2 separate regions of the Homo sapiens genome follow, and region 1 is linked to region 2. Evidence: chromatin loops called from intact Hi-C (ENCODE). Cell type or tissue: OCI-LY7. All regions are shown on one strand. Each heading gives the region's core, and the rest is flanking DNA. Links, peaks and the distances in the headings are about the cores only.

What was found. Peaks named below come from ENCODE experiments on the same cell type or tissue, not always from the same donor. Only the 100,000 strongest peaks of a DNase experiment are listed, where the experiment ranks them.
Region 1: a loop joins it to region 2, with 2.6 times the contacts of the local background. A loop is called at or near these places in 2 of 110 quality-filtered maps.

What each region holds. Positions count from the first base shown.
Region 1 is chr1:14,249,605-14,252,522 of GRCh38, reverse strand. LOC107985467 (a long non-coding RNA gene) reads right to left here. Exons shown (of 3, transcript XR_001737611.2): 3 at 1-2,918. It also overlaps a transcript of KAZN not described here. Among named protein-coding and RNA genes, the nearest start is that of KAZN-AS1, 170 kb to the left of the region's middle. In OCI-LY7, for the core only: CTCF peaks have their summits at 1,306 and 1,507 (motif pointing right); no DNase peak of the experiment used is centred there; H3K4me3 peaks cover 496 bases; H3K27ac peaks cover 1,111 bases.
Region 2 is chr1:14,362,534-14,365,451 of GRCh38, reverse strand. All of the region lies in intron 3 of KAZN-AS1 (KAZN antisense RNA 1), which reads left to right. It also overlaps a transcript of KAZN not described here. Among named protein-coding and RNA genes, the nearest start is that of KAZN-AS1, 56 kb to the left of the region's middle. RefSeq lists a silencer at 2,792-2,918. In OCI-LY7, for the core only: CTCF peaks have their summits at 954 and 1,155; a DNase peak (open chromatin) is centred at 1,221; H3K27ac peaks cover 2,202 bases.

The DNA.
Region 1 (2,918 bases), core at 160-2,659, 110 kb after region 2:
CAGAGGGAACAACATGAGGAAAGGTCCTGGGGTAGGAAAGGCCCTGGCAAGATTGAGAAACAGACAGGAAGCCAGTGCAATTCATGGGGCAGTGGTATCATTAAGGTATCTCCAGGAATAAGATCTGGAGAAAATTCACCACCACACAAATGCCAGTCCCTAATTAAAGCCATGATAATAAGATGCTGTCATAGACAAGTCATTCTGGGTAGTGTGAACTCCAAGTTTATCCATCAGCTTATGACTAGCAAGGAAACAGATCTGAATATAAAACATCCATCTTTGTGACCAAAACAGAAACCAAATGGAGAAGACTCCTTAGGAACATCTGGATCTCTGTAATTTCTAACTTGAAAAACACATTTATAGATAAAAGCATTCTACAGTGGAGGCACAGAGAGAAAGACATGACATAAACAAGAAGAAAGGGCTAATTTATTTCCTCTCACTGCTGAGCATCTGTTGAATCTGGGCTCCTCTTCCAAGACTGCAGTGTCCCCCTTTCCTGGCCTCTTTCTAACATTTGGAGAATCTAGAAATTCACCTTCACAAGCTCCCCACAAGATCCAAGGAGGGTCGGGCACAGTGGCTCACACCTGTAATCCCAGCACTTTGGGAGATCGAGGCAGGTGGATCACTTGAGCTCAGGAGTTCAAGACCAGCCTGGGCAACATAGTGAGACCCCGTCTCTACAAAAAATACAAAAATTAGCTGGGCTTGGTTGCATGCATCTGTAGTCCCAGCTACTCAGGAAGCTGAGGCAGGAGGATTGCTTGAGCCCAAGAGGTCAAGGCTGCAGTGAGCCATGATCATGCCACTGCACTTAGCCTGGTGACAGAGTGAGACCCTGTGTCAAAAAAAAAAAAAAAAAAAAAAAAAGTCCGGGAGAACTTTTCACTGTGCCTGGATTTTTCTGGACCTACCCCAGTGACAACTTGATCTTCTGAGACATCCCAGATGGCAGCTGAAGGAAACTTCCAGAAAGGCATAGAAGTCTCTCTTTCCTCCCTCCCAGAATGTCTTAATAAGGAGTCTGAGCAAGATGACAGCAACTTTTGACCCTATCCCTCTTCTCTTCCCAAATGATGGTGGATCCAACAACACAACAAAGAAGAGATAACCCAACAAGAAAGGGAGAGACATTGCCTTCCTGGAGATGGTGCAAGGACAAGGCTATGCCGGGGAGGGGAATGGTTGAGAGCTTTCTAAGACTGAGTGACTTCTATCTCAATCAACCTTATCATCTTTAAAGAGAACAAGAGCCTCTTCCTCATGTAAGAGAAGTGATGGTGGTCACAGTGGGTAAACAGATGATCCTTCAATGTCATTGGCAATGTCAATGTTCCCCATTCCGTGGATGGAATTCTGAGAACCCTGGAATGAGGAAGACCCCAGAATTAGGCTGAGGAATCACACAAGCATAGATTACATAGTTTCAGTTCCAGGGTTAGGCCCTTTCTTTCCTGCTGGTAATTTTGGGTTCACTAGGGGGCATTCTGGAAGGGGAAACATGTTTTTTGTTGTTGTTGTTTTGGTTATGCCTCCTCTAGTACAGGTTCATGAAAAATATTTCCTAGACTTATAGTTTGGAGATTCCTAACATTTAACCATCGATTTTTTTTTTCTTTTTTGCTGTTAATAAATATTTCTAATATTTAATCATCCCTTAGTTTCTTCTTTTTTGCTATTAATAAATATTTCTGAATTTTACTGATTAGTTCCTTTATAGACATGTTTATTCAGTAATAAAAGTTGAAATACCATGCCCAAATTACCTTCAAACTAAGTCAATTGTTAAAAAGCAGGAAATATTTAGTTTCATGGATCTTGTGCTAATCATTATGTTTTACTCAAATAATACAACTAAAGCCCCCAAGCTCTATAAATATATTCATTTTCCACATGTTCTTTTGCTTCAAAGTCTTAATGTTGAATCTCACCATCAACTTTTTTTTTAACTCTCATAATATTGTTTCTGTGATGTTAGTTGTCTTTTTCCTTCCTTAGATCTCTGTTTCTTTTCCATCTTTTATCTATCATGTAAAAAGCAAGTTTTGAATGTCTTGCTGATTCTGTTTCTTTCTGCTCCATTTTATTGATTGACCCCAAGAAAAAAATCCCGGATCTCATATATATGTGTCTTAGAATCCCGAAGTTGATGGTGAGATTCAACATTAAGATTCTGAAGCAAAAGAACATGTGGAAAATGAGTGTATTTATAGAGCTTGGGGGCTTTATATTGTATTATTTGAGTAAAACGTAATGATTAGCATAAGATCCATGAAACTAAATACTTCCTGCTTTTTAACAATTGGCTTATTTTGAAGGTAATTTGGGCATGCTATTTCCATTTTTATTACTGAATAAACATGTGTATAAAGGAACTAATCAGTAAAATTCAGAAATATTTATTAACAGCAAAAGAGAATAATGGAAGGGATGGTTAAATATTAGGAATCTCCAAACTCTGTAAGTCTAGAAAATATCTTTCATGAACCTGTACTGAAGGCATAACTGCTTTTTTGCTGCTTTGGGGTTAATTAAACCTGTAAAAGGGATAGTTCTAGGAAGCCCGAGTAGTATCAGGTTATGCCAAACGGACAGCTGTGGGCAGAAGAAGAAGTTTCTGCCTAAGGGGTATCTGTTTTTTTTTTCACTTAGTATTCATTTCTGTTTCTGATAATACAAGACTGAGAACCTCATTTCTTTCAACATTCAGGATTCATAGACACTGTTTCTGGCTCAACAGGTAGAAATGCAGCCCCACCTGGCCAATCAGGGACCTCTTTTCCCATGGCCACAGCCATAGGTATGGAATTCATACATATGGAAGTGAGGGAACAGCAGACAGGCCTGGGACATGTGCTGAAATGATCGTAAAGAGACTCCCTTTCTTCTGGGGCTCAGTGGGTGCTGGT
Region 2 (2,918 bases), core at 155-2,654:
TTAATTAAGATGAGGTCATGCTGGAGTAGGGTGGGCCCTTAATCCAACACAGCTGGTGACCTTGAAAGACCCCCCCCCCCCCCACCCCGGGGGGAGGGGGTGGGCGCCGGGGCGCGGTGGCTCACACCTGTAATCCCAGCACTTTAGGAGGCCGAGGCGGGCGGATCATGAGGTCAGGAGATTGAGACCATCCTGGCTAACATGGTGAAAACCCGTCTCTACTAAAAATACAAAAACAAAATTAGCCAGGCATGGTGGCGGGCACTTGTAGTACCAGCTACTCGGGAGGCTGAGGCGGGAGAATGGCTTGAACCCGGGAGGCGGAGTTTGCAGTGAGCCGAGATGGTGCCACTGCACTCCAGTCTGGGCAACAGAGTGAGACTCCGTCACAAAAAAAAAAAAGAGAGGGGGCCGGGCATGGTGGCTCATGCCTACAATTCCAGCACTTTGGGACGTCAAGGTGGGAAGATCACTTAAGGCCAGGAGTTCAAGACCATCCTGGCCAACATAGTCAGAACCTCTCTCTAAAACAAACAAACAAAACAAAACAAAAAAACAGAGGAAGGATGAAGTGAAGACACACACAGGGAGAATGCCATGCAAGACAGAGGCAGAGATTGACGTGATGCGGCCACAAGCCAAGGAACACCAGGAGCTGAAAGAGACAAGGAACAATTCTTCCCTAGAAGCTTCAGATGAAGCATGTCCCTGACGACAACTTGTCTTTCACCTTCTGGCCTCCAGAACTCAGAGAGAATGAATTTCTGTTGTTTTAAGTCACCCAGTTTGTGGTACATTATTATAGCAGCCCCAGGAAATAAATATATATCCCTTAGGCAAATAAAATTTTTTTTCTTAGAATGATGGTGGTCATGTTTTTCTAGGGAAATTTGCTGTTTCCTCTTTATGGATCCCTTTCCTATATACTGTTATGCTAAATAACTCTATTAGGCCAGCATCATTATTCCCATTTTAGAGATGAATAATAACAGTAGTGAACATTTGTTCAGAAATGTATTGTGTGTGCCAGTGCTCATGCTGCATGCTTCACAAACATTATCCCATTCGATCGTTGTAGTGGCTCTAGGAGGCAGCGGCTATAATTACCCCCATTTTGCAGTGGAAGAAACTGAGGCATAGATTAGTAAATCGTGTTCCCCTTAGTTCCACAAGTGGCAGGTAGAGGGAGTTTTAACCCAGTGACTCTGGCTCCTGAGCCCTTACTCTTAACTGCATGCTTTCCAGCTCTGATGCATCAGCGGCAGAAGGACCCAAAAGGTACATGTGCAACCAGTTAGTGCCGGGGGCATGACCTCCATGATCCTGTCAACAACACATCTCTAATGAAAAGGGCCTTAACACAACGCAGTTCCTAAACCACATCCCACATGAAAACGGTACTGAGGCAAAAGAAAAGTAAGAAACATTGTAAGAAACATTACCTGCTATATCTCTCTCTTCCAAATTAAAAAAAAAAAAAAAAATATTGTGAGTAAAGGCTCTGATAAGGCATGCATTTACCAAAAAATACATACACACATACACGCAAAATACACAACCGTTTATGGTGTTTAATCCAGTGGTTCCCCAAATTATTTGACCGTAGAAACCCTTTTTTGTAGGACACTACTAATATCTAGAGCAGGGGGTAACAAACTTCTTCTGTAAAGGACCAGGAAGTATTTTTGGCTTTGCAGGACACATATGGTCACTGTCTCTTGTTCTTTCTTTCTACAACCCTTTAAAAATGTTAAAGCCATCTTTTGCTTTAAGATCATAAAAAACCCAGCTGCTGGCTGGATTTGGCCCATAGGTTAAAGTTTCCTGACCCCTCTAAAGGGACAGAGTTGGAAACATGAATGGAAGGTAACTTTTGATGTATTATTTTTCACTAAGACAGTGCTGAGAAAACCTGTTTCAGAAATCCAGGAACAGAAAACCAAAATTCTGTTCATTACTTCTGTGTTCCTCCCATGTAACAAATGAGAAACTATGAAGTCTGAGCAGCCCATTGTTTGGGGTTGTGTTTCCTTGATTAGAGGGAAAATGAGTCACGGCCAGAGGGTGGGTGGGTGTGAGCCTAGCTACACTCCGTCTGGGCTGGCTGCACCTACTAGGCCCTTAGAACATCCTTCCGACTGTGAGGTGGGAGACGGAGATGTTTAAACATCATCTTGACATTTTGCAGATGATTTTCTGTCTACCAGGCTAAAGTGGATGCCTTCCAGGAGTAGTTTATAGAGATTTCAGCTATTTCAGAGTCCCCAACTGCCAACCTTAGCAAGATGATGAGGACTTTTATGGGCACTGAATTGGATTTCGTTTAAAAAATGCAACCATGGCTCCCTGGAGTGAAGCTCTGGAGCCTTCTAGAGCCAGAGAGCCAGTTCTTGAAGGTCTATATTTAAGGCAGCTGCTTCTTCATAGGAGGAGAAATGAGGTGAGATACAGCATGGGCTAGGAGACAGGATCCAAAGTTCTGTGCTGCCTTTGCCATCATGCCATTGGGGGACCTCATGGAGGCTGAGCCCCCTTCCTGCCTCAGTTTCTCTATATGTAAAATCACTCCAAAGGATGAAATAGAGACAAATATATATATTGGCAGGGTAGTGAATGAGAAAGAATATACCCCTTGGAGTCAAATAGGTCTGAGTTTGAATCCTAGATTTGCTATTTTCTTGCTGTGGGAACTTTGGCAAATATGATGTAGCCTCTTAGAAGCTTGGTTTCCTCACCTAAGAAATAGGGATACTAATTCTGATCTTAAAGTGTTGATGGGGGAATTAAGCTACACAGTCTTTATAAAGAGCCTGGAGCAATGCCTGTGTGTAATAGGGCCAGAGTATCTTAGCCTTCTAGCTGCTCTGGCAGTGAGACAGTCTCTTAAGCAGCCCTGTGATTCCTACCTCCTGGCATTC